2 separate regions of the Homo sapiens genome follow, and region 1 is linked to region 2. A link is a loop called in an ENCODE intact Hi-C map of the cell type or tissue named here. Cell type or tissue: ascending aorta. All regions are shown on one strand.

Evidence for each region. Hi-C counts contacts between places; a loop is a spot of excess contacts. Peaks named below come from ENCODE experiments on the same cell type or tissue, not always from the same donor. Only the 100,000 strongest peaks of a DNase experiment are listed, where the experiment ranks them.
Region 1: it touches region 2 in a loop (3-fold over the local background); 9 of 110 quality-filtered maps call a loop at or near these places.

The regions. Positions count from the first base shown.
Region 1 is chr6:2,693,761-2,698,760 of GRCh38, forward strand. The region is part of intron 2 of MYLK4 (myosin light chain kinase family member 4); the gene reads right to left. Among named protein-coding and RNA genes, the nearest start is that of MYLK4, 55 kb to the right of the region's middle. In ascending aorta, a CTCF peak has its summit at 1,899 (motif pointing left); no DNase peak of the experiment used is centred here.
Region 2 is chr6:2,446,487-2,451,486 of GRCh38, forward strand. No RefSeq gene overlaps it. Among named protein-coding and RNA genes, the nearest start is that of LINC02521, 190 kb to the right of the region's middle. In ascending aorta, CTCF peaks have their summits at 2,485 (motif pointing left) and 4,294; DNase peaks (open chromatin) are centred at 2,495, 2,905 and 4,275; H3K4me3 peaks cover 1,405 bases; H3K27ac peaks cover 693 bases.

The DNA of each region.
Region 1 (5,000 bases), 250 kb after region 2:
TTTTTTTTTTTTTTGAGATGGAGTTTCGCTCTTGTTGCCCAGGCTGGAGTGCAATGGCGCAATCTCAGCTCACTGCAACCTCCAACTCCCGGGTTCAGGCGATTCTCCTGCCTCAGCCTCCTGAGTAGCTGGGACTACAGGCATGTACCACCATGCCTGGCTAATTTTTTGTATTTTCAGTAGAGACGGGGTTTTGCCACATTTGCCAGACTGGTCTTGGACTCCTGACCTCAGTTGATCCGCCTGCCCCGGCCTCCCAAAGTGCTGGGATTACAGGTGTGAGCCAACATGTCCGGCTGCAAATGTGCTTTTACACAATGCAGGGGGCAGCTCCATGGATTCAGAGTATTTCCGTTTTTTAGATGGTGAACTTAAAACATAAAGGCATGTTTAGTAAATCTGTGGAAAGCCAAGGCTGGAAGTGAGAGCTTCAGAGTTTCTCTTTAAGTGAAAGTCCAGAGACGGCACTTGCCTACTTTTCCCTCTGCAGGGACAATGGGCTGCCGCCTCTTCAAACAAAGCTGATTGCTCCCTCCTCTGTGCTTGCACAGAACTCAGCACATATCCCCACCCCTGGTGTCCCTTATAACACTTTAAGCCTTTTTTCCTGTCAATTTCCCACTAGACTGTGGACTTCCAGTGGGCAAAAAGACTGGTTCATCTTTGACTCCCTGGTGATTACTTCAGAGACCAGTACGTAGTGATGATGATGATGATGATGGTAGTGGTCATGGTGGTGGTGGTGGTGGTGGCGGTGGTGGTGGTGGTGGTAGTAGTGTTGGTTGTGGTGGTAGTCGTGGTGGTAGTGGTAGTGCTGCTGGTGGTGGTGGTGGTGGTGGTGGTGATGATTGTAGTGGTGATGGCGGTTGTAGTGGTGATGGTGACGGTCATGGTGATGATGGTGGTAGTGGTGACAGCTACCATGTATTGTGCACACACATTATGTACCACTCTTCTAAGCACTTTGTTTAACTGGTTGCTCCTGCTAACAGCCCTTTAAGATAGATACTATTAGCCCCATCGTACAAATGAAGTTGGGTAATTTCCCAAGGTTATAAAGTTTAGAAATGGTAGAGCTAGGATTCTGACCCAGCTGTCTACTTCAGCCAGTGCACCTAACTACCACCCTATACTGTCTTTCTGGGGAAAAAAAAAGATAGAAAGACTATAGCCAAGTTACATGATTCCTATTTATTGAGATCTACTACATAGTTGGCACCACAGGAGATAAGAAAAATGATTAAGAGAGAAGGTCATAAATCAAAAACAAATTAGCAGAGTGAAGAGATAAATATTTGTCGAAAGATTACAATTAACATGGAAGAGAAGCAAAAAAAGGAGAGAATTTAAGTCCAATTTTGAAAGCATATATCCAAATTAGTCGAATAAGACAGTTTAACAAATTGTGTTTAAGGTGTTTTATAACTGTCTTTCAGTTCTTCCCTTTTGAAATGAAAACTTCTGGTGTATCAATAGACATTGTGCTTCTGGGTTTATTCTGTGTGGCATGAATGCAATGATATAAGCATACGTGGATTTAATAATGAAAACTGGTATGTATCAGTCAATTTCTACTCATAAAAGTATATAAAATTGAGCAGCTGGCTGTAAGACTCCATGGAGCACTGATAGATCCACGTTTGCCCCTGAGGCCATCTGAGTATCAGGTGGAAAAGTCCACATGCTAACCCAATATTCTTTGGGTTCGGAGTTGGACTTGACCAACAGGAGAAGCTGTCAGTATTGAGGAATATAAGAAGCCAGCTTCCAAGAGAGGTTGCTTTTTTCTTTAGTAATTATATATCACATATGTTTTTCCATTTAAATAATGTAAGAAGGCCTTTATTCATTGCCAAAGGCTGTTATAGTTTCATTTCCCTATGTAATACTGACATCTAGAGGAACTTTGAACCGAAGAGTTTCCAACAAACAGAAGTTGTATTCTCCTGTCCTTTCCAGGACAGACGCTGTATTTCTCCTTTTCTTTTCAGGACTGCAACCAAAAATATGAAACATTTTTACTTTGTATTTCTAAGTTATGCCTAGAAGTTGCTAAAATAGAAAGCTCAAGTTTGTAGATACACCTTGTTTATTGTCCAAAAATGAAACATGTCTTCTACCGATTAAAGAGCACAGGACCAGTGCTCTTAAGCATTAAGTTTCTGACCCAATCCTGACCATCCCCAGTTAATGGGATGAAAACCATGTCAGTGACTATATTCCTCTGCTGAATTCACATCGATGGCTGGGATGAACCTAAGGACCTCTTTCATGCAAATTCACTTAAAAATATTTCTATATTTGCATATGGATTTCTTTGGAACTATTTACCAATTCCTTTTATAATAATTTATCAGTGGATGTAGAATGACACAGGGAAGAAAGGCTAAGTGGTCCAGATGTCCAAGTATTCAAAACACAGCTTAGCTCTCTCCACTCTGTCTGGCTTCCTAGACTGGTCTCGTAAGTGGGATATACGTACCCAGGGAGTGTCCATAGTAGTCCTTTGGAGGGTATCAAGGACATGCTAGAACTCATTTCAATTTATTCCATTCCTTATGGATTGAATGTATCCCCCCCGACGATATACGCACACAAATTCATATATTAAAATCCTAACCCTCATGGTGATGCTATTAAAAGGTAGGGCCTTCGAAGGTGACTAGGTCATGATTGGAGAGTCCTCATGAATGGGATTAGTGCCCTTATAAGAACCAAAATGAAAGTTTGCTCACTCTTTATGGGGAGAAGCCCACTACACACTAGTAACGGGGCCCTCGCCAGGCCCTGGATCTGCCAGCAGCCTGATTTGGGACTTCTCAGCCCCCAGAACTGTGAGAAATAAATGTTTGTTGTTTAAACCACCCAGTCCAGAATAATTTGCTATAGCAGCCCAAGCTAAGACACCATTCTTTTAACATTTATATTTTACATATGTTTTTAAAAATATATTGATACAATTGGACACATATAAAAGTATCTCTGACATATTAAATGTTATTTATAAAAATAAAAGTGCAGCCAGGCGCAGTGGCTCACACCTGTAATCTCAACACTTTGGGAGGCCGAGGTGGGCAGATCATGTGGTCAGGAGTTTGAGACCAGCCCGGCCAACATAGTGAAACTCCATCTCTACTAAAAATACAAAAATTAGCTGGGCCTGGTGGTGCACACCTGTAGTCCCAGCTATCAGGAGGCTGAGGCAAGAGAATTGCTTGAACCCTGGAGGCGGAGGTTGCCGTGAGTCAAGATTACGCCACTGCACTCCAGCCTTGGCAACAGAGAGAGACTCCGTCTCAAAAATAAAATAAAATGAAATAAAATAAAATAAAATGCATGTAGTGGTTATCAATGTATATAATTATAAATAAATATATCGCGGAGTGCTTTAAAATATTTTACTGATGGCAGCACAAAATCAAAATAATTTGGAGACAATTGTAGATAACACCGTGCTTCACACTCTGATTTTCTGAAGTGTGTTTTGGAGCAGGATCATTCTAATTAGTCGGTTTGAGTGCAAGAACATAATTAGAACTATCAGCTCAATTCTTGCAAACTCTTTTTCTCCTTCTGCAAAGTACTGCTTTTAAGAGTTCAGTATTCATCGCTTGCGTGCCAGTTTTGATTATTTAAGCAATTTCAAGTCAGCACTTTATCCTCTTTTCTCCGTTAACCATTACATTTACTGCCATAGGATCCAGATTTGAACAGCAGGGCGGCATCGGTCCACAGGCGTGTGCCGGCTACCTGGGCATGAGTGCGCTCTCGCCCTGCGTCACAGACCTGTCCCAGTACTACATCAAAACCCTACTTTTCCTGAGAGTGGCGGAATAGCTGAAAGGGAAATTCATTCAACTGAACAACATCGTCTAATCCTTCTTTCATTCCCATTCAATAAAAATCATTTAAAAAATCAATGGTAAAACGGATTTGTCCTTGAAAGAACATAAAGGCTGAGATAAGGGCTGCTCCTCTGGACCTCAACAATGCCACCATCGTTTTCCGTGTTACTGCAGCGTTCTCAATGTGTCTGTCTGCCCGCTGGCATACGGACCCTTCTCTTCCCCTTCGTTTCCCCAGCACCGAACAGAGGGTAAAGTTCTGAAGTGCTTGGTGAAGCAATGCGTGATGAAGAAAACAGTGCTTTCTGGAATGGCACGTTCACTGTGAGAACACTCTGTCATCAGGCTGCACCCCTGAAAAGCCAGGCTGCCCTGGGGGCCATCTCAGATGCATCCCTGCCACGGTGGCTCATATCCACAGCCCTGAATTTACATAGCCGATGGCCAGCAATATCAACGGCCATGCATTTTGGGATTACAGTTGCTGCAGAAAATTGTGTTCATAACATAACATATAGAGAATTCCTGGTTCTTTTTAAAACTGTTGCAAACAGGCCAGATAGAAGAATGGAGGAGAACAAATATTTGTAATAATTTGTAGCTGTGACCCACAGCCTGGACTCTGATGGTGGCAGGTAGATGTTAGAGGTCGGCCACCCTGTCCTACAGCTCTGTCCTCTACTGCCAGGCTCAAGTGTTGGTCTTTTCAAACCTCCTCAGCTCTGAACGTATCACCCACATGGCCTTTCTACAACAAGGGGGTTATCAGGATAAGAAAACTCGGAAGTGTATTTAAATTCTAAAAGTTCAGTGTGAAAAAGGAATAGCCTAATGGAATAAATCTGACCAGTCCTGGGCTCCGCAGAGTCTTTTCTTGCTAGCAGAGGACGCTGGGTCATGTACCCTGAATAACAGTTTTGCATATTACTGTTTGTGGAAATGCCAAGATGAACAATTTTTGGCCATTTTACCTAAGTTCTAGAAATATCTAAACAAAAGTATAACAATTTATAATGACTTTATTAAACTTGGATTAGATTCCTAATGGGGGAGAGAACAATAAATAAATCCTACAAGAATACAAAGAGATGAATTTTCAGAAGAAATATGAAAACATTTTCTTGCCTGAGCATAGAAGATACTTCTAGAGATTGT
Region 2 (5,000 bases):
GATGCTGTGATATAGGTATACCCTGTAGAATGATTAAATCAAGCCAGTTAACAGATCCATCACCTCATATACTTATTTTTTATGGTGAGAACGCTTTAAATTTACTCTTGGCCATTTTGAAATACATAATACATTATTATTAACTATAGTCATCATGCTCTGCAGTAGATCACAAAAATGTATTTCTCCTAACTGAAATTTTGCACCCTTTGACCAGCATCTCCCCAGTCCATCCACTGTCCTGCCCTTGGTAACCACTATTCCACTTTCTAATTCTATGTGTTTGCGTGTTTTGGATTCCACATATAAGTGAGATCACATGGTATCTGCCTCTCTGTGCCTGGCTTAATTTACTTACCATAATGTCCTCCAGGTCAATCCATGTTGTCAAAAATGAAAGCATTTCCTTCTTTTTAAAGTCTGAGTGGTGTTCCACTGTGAATATATACACCACATTTTCTTTATTTGTTCATCCATTGCTGGACACTTAGGTTGACTCCATATCTTGGCTATTGCGAATAGTGCTGCAATGAACATGGGGGTGAAGACATTCCTTTAACGTACTGACTTCAAATCCTTTGAGCATATACCCCAAAGTGGGATTGCTGGATTGTGTGGTAGTTCTATTGTTAGTTTTTTAAGGACCCTCCATACTGGTTTCCAGAATACCTGTATTAGTTTACGTTCCCACCAACGGTATGCAAAGGTTCCCTTTTCTCCACATCTGCACGGTTCAGTTCAGCTCCTAAGGGAGCAGTGACACCGGCAGCTGAGGAAGCGTCATGGATTCCAGCTTCACTGATTGTCCGAAAGCCAGTGGGGCATCCCTACATGCCTAACTTACTTGGCTGCTGGGGACCCTGGCTTATTCTCTCTTTCTTGTGTAGGCACCACTATTTGCTGAGCATTCCAAAATACCTGCTTGGTTGTTCCCGGGGAAAAAAAACCCAGGCAGCAGCTAGAGCTGGGTATTCTGCTCAGGTGACCAAGATGGAAGCAAAGTTAATGAGTGACAGATGCCACACCAGAGATGACATTGGGCGGGCCGTTGTTCCAGCCCCTTGGTTTCTACCTGGGTTTGGCAGAAAAGCAGCTAAGTCTTTGACTCGTTTGGTGTAACTTGGGCTGAATCCTGTTGTTATCTGTCAGCCTTGCTTTACAAAAACCTCATTTCCTAAGCTGAGTTTTCCATCAATCAGAATAATAAATCAGCCAAATTATCTCCATCTGGCTTTTGGCAGCAGAAAGCTCTTTAGGCTAAGAGAGAAAGGAAACCTTTATCTTCTTCAAAAGCTATAAAGCAGTCACATTTTTAAATGAATGTAAATTCAGTCTTTAAAAAATATTTTCATGCAAGATAGACAAATAAGATTTTAAACTTGAAATTCTGTAGACAGCATAGTGCAGTCATTCCAAGTTTGGCTGTCCTTGATGGTTAGGGTTGACAGATTCAGCGAATAAAATTACTGGAAGCCCCATTAAATTTAAATTTCAGATAAACAACAGACAGGTTTAAGCATAGATATATCCCAAATATCATCTGGGACATACTTATACTAAAAAGTTATTTGTTGTTTATCTAAAATTCCAATTTAACTATATGTCTTGTGTTTTATCTGGCAGCCCTCCTAGGGATTCATGAAAGTGCTTGAACTAAAGCCAGGTTTCCTTACTTGTTGTTCTAGATTCTTTTGGAGCATGCTATAAGCTTGCTGTGCTTCTTAAATCGATTTATTAGGTTACCTGTGTGGTACAGAGCAAAATCCAATTAGCAAGAAACTATAAAAAAGATATTGTCACGTAGAAGCAGAAGTTTACTGTGGGAAAGGAAAAGGCAAGAACAAAATTGAGTGTTTTGAGTTCAGGCTTCAGGGAGGGAATGGAGCAATGCCTAGCACAGATCTTGAGTGTAGTGGTTGGAAATAATATTCAGCTGTCACAACTCGGTCTGAAAGTGTGTCTTTCTATCATTCATTCTTGCCAGGTTCATGCCCTGTGAAAGGCAGTCAGGGAGTCTATTTTATGACAGTGGGCTGATTGTGGCCAGATGTTATTCTTGCTGTTTGCTACGTTTTATTGCTGTTATATTATCTTTAAACTATTGAACGATGACATGTAATGAAACTCCTAATATCCAGTAGTCAAAATCATTAAATTACAAGGTCTGCGAAGCCCATGTCCATCTTGAAAGCATTTTTCAATACCTTCCACACTTCTCTAAAGTCCATTCATTTATCTTAGTGTATTATAGCTAAGAGCCCTACATTCATGCTCTGAAAAAAAAAAAAAAACAACTTCTGGGGAAAATATGTTGATGTAGTTATTGTTTTCATTATCATACATCATGTTCACATTACTATGGGAAAGAGCCCTTTTCCCTTAGGGAAAAAAAAAAACAAAAACTGTCCTGAGAGGAGGGAAGGTGGAAACACACCAAATACAACAGCACCCTCCACTGGTCGCTAAAGGAAAGTGTGCTTTTGTGATGTGGACAGGAGGAAGTGAAGAAGGTCATCGTAATGAGCAGCAGATTCGGTTGCCGTTCGAAGCACAGGCGTTAGGGTATCAGAACATAAGTAAGTGATTGGAATCGGGCCATTTTTTAAAGTAGCAAGAACAATATAAAGAAGTGTCCACTGACTCTCGGTGCTGGGAACTGAGAACGGAGCTGTAAATCATCTCGAGTGAGTGTTTCGCTGTGACGTCATCGCAGAGGATGTGGGGTCCTTCACCATGATTACGTTTTCCCTCTCCTTTTTGTTGGAATAGATTCTGACAGACAAAAGCAAATTGAACTCAGATGCACTTCTCAGCAGTCTGGAGAGGAAGCTGGATGTGAGTGCTGACCCTGGAGCCACTGGCTCTGTGAAGGTTGGTTTGCTTTGGAGCTTGACCCAGCTGCACCCGGGCGTCACCTGCTTTTCGCCGCAGCCCACCTGGAACAGGGGAAGTGTCTGCTTATTCCGCAGTGAAAGCACTCTGTTACCAGTGCCTTCCACCTAGTGCGACTCCGCCGCTTTGGCTATCTTCTCTCATCCTAGAATTCTCACTGTGTCCTAGAAAGCCCCAGTGTTAGAGGTGTGAGGATCTTTAAAGACCATCTAACCTGACCTCTGCATTTTACACCTCATAAGTCTGAGGTGAGTCACTGGGTCATCTATATAGAAATATTTTAGTTCAACTAGCTGCAGTGTTGCTAATAACTAACTCTGTTTGGTGGCAACACCAATTTTTCAAAGAGATGTTTCATAAAGGACCCATTATAATCCAGGACTATCCAGGATGGAGGGCATCCAGCTGCCGGACTAAGGCTATGAAACAGTTTGCTTTATTGCTTTTAGGGTCTGTTTTATTCATGGAAATGGATGAAGTCACACCCCAAACTGATGAATGGTTAGTTTTGGTCTGTTGATGAATTATTCTTCCATAACATCGGTATGTGAAGTGGATGGTAAACCAGTATACCCAAGGCAAGTCTAAAATGGGGTTTGAGTTTTTCACTGGCTCCTAGAGATGCCATCAAATCAAGTTAACCTCATGGCCAAATTAATATGCATAACAAAATTGACCAACATTTTAGTATAATTAAGCAATGAGAGAGAAACTAAGAGTATCTCAGACACTTTATTTTTCTTTCATAGAAAGTTTCTAAGTTCAATTATTCCGAGTCTTAGGTTTATAAAATTGAAAAGCAACATGAAATAAAACCAAAGCAAAACAAAACACCAAACATGAGTTGACTCTCTTTAAAGGTCCTTAGAGCAACTTCACCATTTGAGCCATGCAGCCAAATGTTTCTAATAAATTGTGGTAAATAGATCTAAAGAAACTAAGTGTGTGTGTGGATGGTAGTCTCTCAGAAATCGAGTCAGAAATTGGTTGCCAAACCATCATCCTTCACCCACGCTGTTAGGTTTGTTTGTCACTACTGTTACTGCGGAGGTAGCCCAGGGGCAACGTAACCTCTGGTTTTCTGAAAGGTGCCGCATAGACTTCTTCTGTGACCAATTTCCATAAAGTTCGTTTAGCAGTTCAAACTTTATTAAGACTCTTGACAAAAACAGCTGCTAGAATTGCAAAGGAATGTAATAAAAAACATAGAGTCAGAAACAACCGGAGTCTATAAAAGCAATATCCAGAGTGGCCAAGTCCCCTTGGGGTGCAAACTGATCCCGGTCTCCATCAGCGCCGCGCGGACCTCCGTGGGACACCCGGGCTCGACTGAAGCGCACAGGCTGGAGGCTCCTGCCATCACCCGGCTGATAACCTAGTTACAGTCCGGGCAGGGTGCCAAGTAAAGAATAGCACAAGCAGGTGGGGCATGGAGTTTTGAAGTGTGAAGAAGCACTGGAGCAAATTCATTTTATGTTGCTTTTATTATGCAGTAAAAAAAAAATCTCCAACACATACTCATTTACAAAAAAAAAAAAAATGTTCAGTTGATTGTAGTTTCCATATTAGCACGAAGGGGCACAAACTGGTGTTAGCCAGAGACTCTGAGATGCATTTGGAAATCTTATATAGCAGGAATTCATGCTGACAATCCACTATTGTTAAGCTGCTCTGATGTGGGGACTCTTTGAAATACACTTCATATGTTATTAGAATGACCTCTAGACCGTTCAGGGAAATATAGGGACACAATCACTGGTATTGCTATCCACATAAAAATGTAATATTCAGAAAATGAAAAATTAGAAAATATAGTTTATTTTTGTGGTTTTGACTGAAATCCCAAGTGAGGCAGTTTGAAGAAGCTGGCGTGATAACGGAGGAAATGGAATCAAAAGTTAGTTCCCTCCCTTGGCCCATCCAACACACAAGCACAGAATGAGGAGAGGACCCTCTCTGGAGACCCTTGGAGTGCAAAATCGAATCTTCAAAGTAGGTTGTAGGAACAGACATTACCAGGACTGGCCAGTGAAGAATCATTTTGGAGGATCTTGGATGAGTGGCCATCTTAGTGTGAAAGCTGGGGGTACAACACCCTGTGTACCGTC